Regions from separate parts of the Homo sapiens genome. Here region 1 is linked to region 2. Evidence: chromatin contacts called from ENCODE Hi-C or POLR2A ChIA-PET data. All regions are on one chromosome and are shown on one strand. Each heading gives the region's core, a stretch centred on a gene start or an enhancer-like site at or near the end of the contact. The rest is flanking DNA. Distances are from core to core; before and after follow the strand shown. Region 1 overlaps CCDC88C (coiled-coil domain containing 88C). Region 2 overlaps GPR68 (G protein-coupled receptor 68).

Region 1 (5,512 bases), core at 944-3,443, 120 kb before region 2:
CCTGTTCGTCTGTGGAGAGACATCACTGTGCCTTTGACCCCAGCAAGGGCAGAGAGTGTGCAGTTTGGGGCAGGAAGGGAAAGGGATGCTTGCCTGCCATTGCTTAAATCCCCAGCTTCACACCTCAGTCATTGTTTATACACAACAAGAATTAGTTCCTGTATCCAGAAATCAGAAAGTGTCTTCTGTCTGGGCATGGTGGCTCACACCTGTAATCCCGGCACTTTGGGAGGCCAAGACGGATGAATCACTTGAGGTCAGGAGCTCAAGACCAGCCTGGCCAACATGGTGAAACCCTGTCTCTACTAAAAAATACAAAAATTAGCCAGGCGTGGTGGTGGGTGCCTGTAGTCCCAGCTACTTGGGAGGCCGAGGCAGGAGAATCTCTTGAACCCGGGAGGCGGAGTTTGCAGTGAGCCGAAATTGTGCCACTGCACTCCAACCTGGGTGACAGAGTGAGACTCTGTCTCCAAAAAAAAAAAAAAGTGTCTTCTGAACATGTGCATGACTACAGCTTAAAGAACCAGAGTGGAGTCAAAAAGGACTATACACATTATGTACCAGTCATGGAAGGAAGATAGGTTTTGTTCCATGTGTTAACTTCCATTAACTGGTAGTCTGTGGAGGGCTGTGTTCAGAAGGATTCTGAGGCCTAGTTCCACCCTAAGTCAGAAAGTGCTGTGATTGACTAATCATGTCTGCCATGGACTCAGAGTTAGCAAGTCGGGGAATTTTCAAACCTTGATATAATGCACATTTTAGAGGATGGTGTATTTTAATTGTGCAACTACTTTTCTATCCTCACCTCTGCCCTTAGAAACGTGTGCTATCAGGCAGTTTCCCTTTTGTTTTGGAAGCTTATGACTGTTAACGTCTGCAGCTTTCTATATAGCTTATGTTGGCCTGCCTGCATTGCATTTCTGCTAAGAAAGGCTGGGGTGAATTTCTTTGTGTCAAGACTCCAGGAAGCAGGTAGTAAGGTAAGGTTTTTCTTAGACTCAGCTATTGACTCAGGCCGTCCTGGGATTCCCCCAGGGGTTCTCCTATTCTCAACAGAGTGTAGTTGTGTTAAGTGTGGAGTGTGTCCGGTCTGATGTTTCTCGATCCCCGCCCGCAGTGGTTGCTTGTGACTTTTTTGGTGTAGAAATTCACGTCGTTTTATAACCTGCCCCCGTTTCTCCCTCTGAACAGCAGCTCGAGTAAGTGTAACCATAAAGCACTTATACTTTGACAAGCAGCGTGCTCTCTTACCTCTTGGCCTTCGCATGTGCTGTTCCCTGGGCCTGGAAAGCCCACACTTGCCTACCCGATAAGTCTGTCTCCTCCTTATCTGTGGAACTCAGCTCAAAGGTTATTCCCTTTAGAGTCCTTGCCCTGGGCCTTGCTGCAAATTAGAAGTTCCTTTCCCGGGTTCCCATAGCATTTATCAGCTTTCTGATTGCTGGTTTGGCTCCCAGCACATAGTAGGTACTTGGCAGGGAGCTGTCTGTAGGTTTGTTTGATCTTGGCCTGCTTGACTGTGTCACTGAGCCAGTCTTACTGGCAAGGACCCAGGAGGGAATCTTCTGCTGTGTTTTGAAACTATTCAAAACCCACAATCTGGTAGATTTATGGAAATAGCGGTTTTTCTTATGACTGAAATCCTGAAAGAAATTGGGCATCGGCTTCTCATGAGAAATGAGGAAACTTCTGCTTCCCGCCCTGGGCGCTTTTTAAAAAAAAATTTTGTAGGAATCTGTAGGGGTGGGGATCACAGGATGTTTTTGTTAATAAGCAAATGTTTCTATTCACTCAGCCTGGTGAGAGCAAGCATCACTCTGCTTCATTTGAATGAGGGCAGAGGTGAATTTCTTAGTAACCTGTTCATCACCAAAGAGTTTATTTTTTTCATGAATATTTTTCTAAACTTAATTCTCTACCTTTAAAGCCTTTTTCCCTCCTGTTACAAACCTTAGCAAACAGGAATCCATACTCTTCTAACCTGTGCTGTGGGTCAGATTGTTTTCTTGATGTCTAATGGGTGTTGGGATGAATGAGGGAATGAATGAACTCAGGGTTGTCATTGTGTGTGATTGCAGGGTGCTGAGAGAGTAGAACCGTTTGCTCTGTCACCAAACAGCCTCGGAGTGTTGTTTGTTTTTGTGGTGTTTTTTGTTTATTTGTTTGTTTTGGAGACAGGGTCTTGCTCTGTCGCCCAGGCTACAGTGCAGTGGCACAATCAAAGCTCACTGCAGCTTCACCCTCCCAGGCTCAGGCGATCCTCCTACCTCAGCCTCCCAAATAGTGCACCACCAGGCCAGGCTAATTTTTTTTTTTTTTTTTTTTTAATAGAGATAGGGTCTTGGCTGGGCGCAGTGGCTCACACCTGTAATCCCAGCACTTTGGGAGGCCAAGGCAAGCAGATCACTTGAGGTCAGGAGTTTGAGACAAGCCTGGCCAACATGGTGAAACCCCATCTCTAATGAAAATACAAAAATTGGCTGGGCATGGTGGTGTGCGCCTGTAATCCCAGCTACTCGGGAGGCTGAGGCAGGAGAATCGCTTGAACCCAGGAGGCAGAGGTTGCAGTGAGCTGAGCTTGCACCACTGCACTCTAGCCTGGGTGACAGAGCGAGACTCCATCTCAAAAACTCACCATTTTTTATGGCTGCATAGTATTCCATGGTGTATATGTGCCACATTTTCTTTATCCAGTCTATGGTTGTTGGACATTTAGGTTGGTTCCAAGTCTTTGCTATTGTGAATAGTGCCACTATAAACGTACGTGTGCATGTGTCTTTATAGCAGCATGATTTATAATCCTTTGGGTATATACCCAGTAATGGGATGGCTGGGTCAAATGGTATTTCTAGTTCTAGATCCCTGAGGAATCGCCACACTGACTTCCACAAGGGTTGAACTGGTTTACAGTCCCACCAACAGTGTAAAAGTGTTCCTGTTTCTCCACATCCTCTCCAGCACCTGTTGTTTCCTGACTTTTTAATGATCGCCATTCTAACTGGTGTGAGATGGTATCTCATTGTGGTTTTGATTTGCATTTCTCTGATGGCCAGTGATGGTGAGCATTTTTTCATGTGTTTTTTGGCTGCATAAATGTCTTCTTTTGAGAAGTGTCTGTTCATGTCCTTCACCCACTTTTTGATGGGGTTGTTTGTTTTTTTCTTGTAAATTTGTTTGAGTTCACCCGGCCTCAGAGTGTAGTTTTGAGCCCTCTAGTGTGTGTGCAAGGTTTCTGGTCTCTTCCTTGCTCTCAGAACACCATCAGTGAGCCTCTCTAGCACTTTCCTCCCTTTTAATTTGCTGTTGTAATGTGCTTTGGGCTGGGGAAATGGATCACCAGAGTTGTCCAAATGATTCTACAGTGTGATGTAATTAGTTTATTTGGGGACTTTGCTGCGAATAGAGTACATAAAGATTTTCTGTGCAAACCCTGACTTCTGTTTGGGCTGATCTCAGGCCCTTAAGTGCTTTCTTAGTGTTTCAGCTCCTGTGGTGGGTACAGTACCAGGTGAGTGGCCTTTCAAAAAGTGAGTCTCATTGTAGGAAGACAAGCCAGTGACGGCTGGGAAGGGTCTGTGCCTCTTATATCCAGCATGGGCATGTGATGAGCACTTGCCAGTGATCTGTGGGCCGACAAAAGGGAAAGGGGGAGGTGGGTGACTTGGGCTGAGCCGGCAAGCACTGTCAGAAAGACTGATTGGAGGCTTTGTTAACACTCATGTGGGCATTCCCTTTTCTCTCTCTTTTTTTGAGACAGAGTCTTCCTTTGTCGCCAAGGCTGGAGTGCAGTGGAGCAATTTCAGCTCACTGCAACCTCCGCCTCCTGGGTTCAAGTGATTCTCCTGCCTCAACCTCCCAAGCAGCTGGGATTACAGACGCGTGCCACCACGCCCAGCTAATTTTTGTACCTTTGGTAGAGTCGAGGTTTCACCATGTTGGCCAGGCTGGTTTCGAACTCCTGACCTCACCTCCCACCTTGGCCTCCCAAAGTGCTAGGATTACAGGCATGAGCCACTGTGCCCAGCCCCTTTTCTCTTTATCGAAACTAAAATTAAGTGGCTGATGAATAGCTCCACGTTAATAGGGAAGTGAGTCACTGTGGTGATATTTATTCTATGGATTAGAGTATCTTGGGCCAAATAAAAGATCTCAAGTAAAAAAAAAAAATCCTAAGATTTTGAGAATTTTTCCATTTCAAATATTGATGAATTTCTACACTTACTAGCAGGAGAAGGATTTAACCTTAGAAGATTGCTTTGCAACGCTGAGCCTTATTCTCAGGTGTGTCCTCCAGAGCAGGAAAGTGGCCTTAGACCCTGTGGTCCAACCCACCAGTCTCTCCCTGCCCTGCCTTCAGGCTGGGGGGCGGGGTGTGTTTCTGGTTCAGTGAACCCCCAGTTCCCAGTTCTGAGGCTTGACAATGATGTCATTATCTCAAGGAAAGCCAATTTTAGCTATTTCTCAGTTGAGGGGTCTTAGGAGGAGGTCGCATATTCATTCACTACTTATACCCAGGGATCTGAAATGAACCGCAGCATTGGTTCTCAGGACGGCGGTTTGGTTTTTTCATCCCGGCAGTCTTTGACACTTTGGGACACTGTAGCCCAGTGTGTGAGTTGGTTAAGTCTTTTAAGAGAAGAAAGCTATTTCTGGCATGTCCTTTCTTCCTCAATACAATAGGATATAACGAAAAAGAACACATAGATTTTTTTTTTTTTGAACCTGAAAGGGAACCCTGCACATTACCCAGGCCATTTTATAGATGTGGAAACTGAGGCTTGGAGACAGAGTATGGCTTGTCTGGGACACACAGTTCCTGGGTGACCAAGCCCATCGTCTAGGCGCAGGTGTTCTGCTGCTGTTTAAGTGTTTGAGATAGATAAACAGGTGAAGATGCATTCAGCCCCAAGCACAATCAAAGAGACACAGCTCAGAATGACGAAACAGGATTTTTGGCCTGATTGACAAAGTTGGGAAAGTGGTGAGGTAAATGTTGATCAAGGGTAGGAAAATGGGAATCACCACACATTTCCCAGGGTGAAATGGCAGAGCCTGTCTGCAGGGCAGTTTGTCAATATGAAAAGCTTAAAAAGGGAATGCATAAAGAATTAGCTACCATGATATTCTTTATAACATTGTTTAGATTGAAATATTTTAAGGCCGGGCACGGCTGCTCACGTCTGTAATCCCAGCACTTTGGGAGGCCGAGGCGAGCAGATCACGAGGTCAGGAGTTCAAGACCAGCCAGGCCAACATGGTGAAACCCCCGTCTCTACTAAAAATTCAAAAATAGCAGAGCGTGGTGGCGAGCGCCTGTAATCCCAGCTCCTTGGGAGGCTGAGGCAGGAGAATCGCTTGAACCCAGGAGACAGAGGTGGAAGTGAGCCAAAATTGTGCCACTGCACTCCAGCCTGGGTGACAGAGTGAGACTCTGTCTCAAAAAAAAAAAAAAAAAAAATATATATATATATATATATATATAAATTGAACCTCTGGAAGGGGTATTGGTTAA
Region 2 (5,583 bases), core at 2,540-5,039:
CCACTGATACAGACTGGGATGAGCTGAGGGCAGTCTCATTTACTGTCAAGAGTTGTATTTTTGTATTGTCCTTTTTGCCAAGTCTACATGTGTTGACTCTGTAATGGATTTATGTAGCCCACTTCAGTCTGCAAATAAAGCAAAGTAACTGGACACCTTGGGAGTATGCTGCAGTCCTTATGGGGTAAGGGAGTCTTCAACACCAGGGGGTCTTGAGGGCCCTTGAAGAACCAAAGGAGTCAGGAAAGGGCAGAGGTTGACCTTCTCAGGGCAAACTCAAGCAGAGCGATTAGGGGATTTGCACTTGATTACCCAGCAAATGGTCAAGAAAGACACAGCCCTTGAGTGAAGTAGAGCCTTCTCTCCCTCCACTTGAGATTCATGAAGTGCCACCCAGTTCTTCAGTGTGGTGTTGCAAATTCGCTCTGTGGTTTAACTTGGCTAACTCCCTTTTGAGGACAGAGCCCAGTCATGTGGTTTGGAGAATATCACCCACTCTGTCCTTGGCCACATAACCCCTTGTACCTGCTGGGTAGCTGCTCCCCACAGTGAGGGAGGGCTCCATCAGACCACCCCCTCCTCACTAGAGAAGAAGGGCCTGTTGCATTCATCTCTGTGGGGCTGTCCTCAGTGACGGGGCTTTGTTTGGAGAGGCCCACATTTGCTGACCTGCCTCTTTAGGCTGGAGCATCTTCTCAACAGTGGCATATGCCATGTTTATCACTGAGGATTAACTGCATCATATTAAAATGTAAATTTGATCTTGGTCACTTAATCCCTCTCTGGGTCAGGCTCCTAGAGTCCTGGAGTGTTCCAGAAGAGTAGATCCTTCTTCTAAACAGATTAAGTAAGGACAATATTGGGGATTATGACTCCTTTCTCTCCTGAGAGGATGGGTGGAAGAAAAAGTCCATCTGGTTTGGAAGGTGACAGAAGCCATTAGGATTTATTTCTTATTCACCAGAGTTGTTTAGTCAGATGAGGGCTCATCTTCCTGTTTACACACAGGGCTCATCTTCCTGTTACACACACTGGTCTGTGGGTTGGCCAGACAAGAGTGGGAGAAATTTTCGGCACGAAATACATCCCCATCTGCTGCTTTCCTCTGGCTGGTCCAACCAAAAGAGAGCCAAACTCTGACCCTCTTGGCTCGTTGCTTTTCTGAAAAAGCCACTTCTTGTAGCTGGTGATCCTGAAGCCTCCATCCCTGGAATTCATCTGGCAAGACAGTAGTCTCTGATGATACTATGATTTGAATGTCCCCTCCAAAACGCATGCTGAAATTTAATTGCCATTGTAACTATGCGAAGAGGTGGGACCTTTAAGAGGTATTAGGTCATGGGTTAATGCTGTTATGGTGGGAGAGAGTTTGTTATTGGGGGAGTTCAGCCCCCTTTTTTCCTCTCTTCAGAACTTGCTTGCTTTTCTGCTTTCTGCCAGGAGATGACCCTGCCAGATGCTGGCACCATGCTCTTGGACTTCCCAGTCTCTAGACCCATAAGCCAAAGAAATGTCTGTTCTTTATAAATAACCTAGTCCGTGGTATTCTGTTATAGCCATAGAAAATGGGCTAAGACAGATGGCCTTAATCCTGAGGTTATAATGGTGCCCAGTACTCTGGGGAAATGTTGGGATTTCAATCCCATTTGCTTTAATTCAACAACTTTCAGAAGAATACTGCTAAATTACATGTTAGATATTAGTGCTGGCATATACCAGAGAGGTCATAATATTCAGTTCCCTCTCCATGAAGTCTCCCCTCTGCATTCCCCAAAAACGATAGTCCAGTCTGTCTACAAACAAACACCACCAATGACAACTCACTACTACTCAAGATGACTAATTTCAGGGTCGGGCAGAAAATTTCATGCAAAGTCCAACGAGAGGCTGCTTTCTGGCAAGTCTTTCCCAAAGTGATGGCAGTGATTCAGGATCCTCCCATCACCAGAGTCCATCATCTTGGGGTCTTCCCTTTTCACCCACACAGGTAAGGGGATGCAGCAAAAAGAGAATCTCACAGGGGTTTTTGGCCAAGTGTGGAAATGGCGGATATCCCTGCTACTTACATTCCATTGGTCAGATCCCAGGCATGTGGCCTCAACCTAACTGCAAGGGAGGCTGGGAAAGGTAGTTTTCCTATGGATGCAGGAAAGAGAGGCAGAATTGGTGAGTATCTGGCCAGTCTCTGACAGGCAGCTCTTCAAGCCACCTCAACTTAACAGGTTTTTTGTTTTGTTTTGAAACAGAGCCTTGCTCTGTCACCCAGGCTGGAGTGCAGTGGCACAGTCTTGGCTCATTGCAACCTCTGCTTCTCAAGTTCAACCAATTCTCCTGCCTCAGCCTCCCAAGTAGCTGGGATTACAGGCGTGTGCCACCACAGCCAGCTAATTTTCGTATTTTTAGTAGAGAAGAGGGTTTCACCATGTTGGCCAGGCTGGTCTCAAACTCCTGGCCTCAAGTGATCCACCTGCCTTGGCCTCCCCAGGATTACAGGCATAAGCCACCACATCCAGCCCTAAACTTAAGAGGTTTTAAGCACCCACCCCTCTGTACCTTCCTCTAAACAAAATCCACTTCTTCAAATGCGATGCCTGGAATGTGAAGTGAGAGCAAGTCTGTCTGACCTGCCCCATGGAGAACAGGCCCATTTTCCTCTCTGCTTCTTTACTTCTGGTGAGAAATCTTATTGCTGACACACATTGAGTTTATGTGAATTGCTGGTAAGCCACATCCTCCTCTCCACCTTGCCTAGAGGAAGTGGTTTTTCGAATCTGAGTTAGACCTCATCGTGCAGCCAGTGGAAGCCACAGGGAGTGGGCAGGATGTAGCAGAATGCAGTGGGCTGGACCAAGTCGGGGCTGGTGGTCAGCAAAGCCCGTGCAATGAGGGGCAAGGAACAACCTCAGAGGAATGCCTTTCCCTGCTGAGTGACGGAGGGGCCAGAGGACCTCCAGGGGACTAAGGAGCCCTGACCTGCTTAGCTGGCTCACTTGTCTTTGATCCATCTCCTGCAGGGTCTGTGTGGCTCATTCTCCCCTCAAGGTGCCAAGGTCTCCAGCCTGCCCTTGTTATCCATGGAGCATCCTATGCACTGTTCACCAGGATTACCTCCCCTCAATGTTCTTGGAAATGCCCAGTGATGCTCCTATGTCCCACAAATCCATTCTGGTTGGCACCAGGCCCATATCTCGCCTTAAATCACCCCATCATTCCCTGCATGTCATCTCCTATCTCCCTGTAACTAGCTTCTGCAGGCTGCAGCCACACTCACCATGGCCACCCCATGGATACAGGTGCTTCCTCAAAGCACAGTCAAGGCTAGGATAAAAGAGGAAAGCTGAGCAAAACTACTAAAGGTCTGAGCAGGAATCCTACAGTGGAATGGACAAGCATCAAAACTGGATCCTGGAATGCAGAGCTCCTGTGGTCCTTGGGCTGGGCCCTGCTAAGGGGTCTTCTCCCTTGCATCAGAGCCCCTGATGTTGGACCACAGGCCTGCCTCTCCCTGTAGCGGGGTCAGGGGTTTGGATGTGTCACTGAGTCTAGGACCCTTATTCTCAGCTTTCTCTGGGCTCAACCTGGTGTCAGCCTCTTTACCAAACAACTGAAATCCTCTCCCCATGAATTTCTGCCCACAGTGAAGACAACCCATTACATGGTTATGCCTCAGACTCCTCCATGCCAGAAGAGAACCCTGCTGTTACTACTGCAAAACCAAAGACCCATTTGTGTCTTCCCCCAAAACATGAGTCAGAAGCGTGCTGGCAGCTTTACCATGGTGAGGGCTTCTCTCTTCTAGCCATCAAGATTGCAGAAACGTCGGGGTACAATCTCAATCAGAGGCCCTCGCTACATGGAACTCTGCAGTCCCAAATCAGGGACAAAAATCCTAATTGGAGGACATGTGGTCAGGGAGGCTGCAGAGCTGAGGTGGCTTCACTGAGCCGTGAGATGCCGCAGATCCCCATGTGGCTGAGTTCTCAGGATGCTGGAGGTGTCAGCCCTGCTGCCGCACCAGCACTGAGCACAGCCCCTGCCTGTGGGAACTCCCCTAGAATGACAAAGGGAGACCTGGAGAGCCCCAGCCCCAGCAACTTCCGCCCAGGGCTGCATCATGCCCCTGCATAGGGAGAACTGAAGTCAGTCCCAGAACCACTGTGCTACATCCTCACGCTTAACTGCTGTGTGTACAATGCGGGGTTCATTTCTACCCTCTGTGTTCTATTCTCACAACTGTTGCTCCTTAAAGAATGAAACTAGACCTGTTTAAGGAAATGAATGAAAATTAAGCAGGTTCAACAAACATTTGGGGCCATGGCTGCGAAGCTGGACTCCCCTGATCTGGGTGAGTCAGCCGTCACTCAGCAGTGCAACCAGCACAGGATATTGTAAGAGTGTAATGGGACACGGTCAGTGACTCAGTTTCTAATGTTGTTGGGCACTGTGCAGTGGGAGCTTGTGAAAGAGATAAGGGCAAGTGACTGGAGTTGTTCAGGAGGACTCTGAGCCGCCTGAGCACTGGAGAGGCCTGACCCACCCACAGGGTGAGGCTGCCCTCCTATGCAAGAGGTTAAAGGGTCTGGGCTCAGGGGGTGCAGGGGAGCAGACAGAGAGGAGGTGGAATAGTGTTAGGGGTGAGGTGAGGGGCAGCAATGGTGATAAATGTTAGGCTCTTCAAAGGACCTTTTGCCTTAGTAAACAAAATGCTGTTCTTTTGCCTTAGTAAACAAAATGCTGTTTGGAAAAAAAAGCATTTCAAAGGTATAAATATTTTGGTGGTGGTAGGAGTAAATCTTCTGTAAAACCCAAGAACTTTGTAAATATATATTCCACATTTGCACATTTTACCATTTTCTTTTTTTCCTTTTTTGAGACTAGCTCTTGCTCTGTCACCCATGCTGGAGTGCAGTGGTGTGATCACAGCTCACTGCAGCCTCGAACTCCCAGGCTCCAGTGATCCTCCCACCTTAGCCCCATGAGTAGCTGGGACTACCGGAGCATACCACCATGCCTGGCAAATTTTAAAAACTTTTTTTGTAGAGATGGGATTTCACTATGTTGTCCAAGCTGGTCTCAAACTTCTGGGCTCAAGGGATCCTCCTGCCTTGGCCTCCCAAAGTGTTGAGATCACAGGTGTGAGCCACCATGCACGGCTGCCTGACTATGCCCTAATGATAACAGTACCCCCTCATCCACGTGGAGTATGTTCCAAGATCCCCAGTGGATAGTACTGAACTCGACTGCTGTCAGTTGGAACACGTTTCTGTTCACGTCTTCCACCCACACATGTAATGCCTTTTCCATCTTAACTGATCACTTACCACACATTGTGGCCAGAACTTTTGCAGCTTGAGGTTTGACAACAAAACTAGCACATATCTCTTTTTCCTTCTCAATTCTTTTTTTTTTCTTTTTTGTTTTGAGACAGAGACTCGCTCTGTCACCCAGGCTGGAGTGCAGTGGCGCAATCTGGGCTTACTGCAACCTCCATCTCCCAGTTTCAAGCGATTCTCCCACCTCAGTCTCCCGAGTAGCTGGATTATAGACGCCCACTACCACGCCCGGCTAATTTTTTCTATTTTT

The links. Hi-C counts contacts between places; a loop is a spot of excess contacts on that map. ChIA-PET counts read pairs that join two places held with the same protein, here RNA polymerase II (POLR2A). Pooled maps may share reads with other maps.
Region 1: a pooled map shows a loop between it and region 2 (7-fold over the local background). The contact joins two enhancer-like sites. A Hi-C loop is called at or near these places in 2 of 37 single-sample maps with no recorded cell type and 10 of 50 pooled maps. POLR2A ChIA-PET finds 5 or more read pairs at or near these places in 2 of 52 experiments (activated CD4-positive, alpha-beta memory T cell and activated naive CD4-positive, alpha-beta T cell).

Annotation. Positions count from the first base shown.
Region 1 is chr14:91,345,137-91,350,648 of GRCh38, reverse strand. All of the region lies in intron 4 of CCDC88C (coiled-coil domain containing 88C), which reads left to right. Among named protein-coding and RNA genes, the nearest start is that of CCDC88C, 70 kb to the left of the region's middle. RefSeq lists an enhancer at 1,308-1,387. Within about 2 kb of position 2,193, at least 3 of the 41 ENCODE cell types and tissues checked have a DNase peak (open chromatin) inside an H3K27ac peak, as active enhancers do.
Region 2 is chr14:91,227,102-91,232,684 of GRCh38, reverse strand. It overlaps GPR68 (G protein-coupled receptor 68), which reads left to right. Exons shown (of 2, transcript NM_001177676.2): 2 at 1-153. Among named protein-coding and RNA genes, the nearest start is that of GPR68, 15 kb to the left of the region's middle. RefSeq lists enhancers at 2,852-2,901, 3,449-3,538, 3,599-3,918, 3,949-4,228, 4,239-4,298. Within about 2 kb of position 3,789, at least 11 of the 41 ENCODE cell types and tissues checked have a DNase peak (open chromatin) inside an H3K27ac peak, as active enhancers do.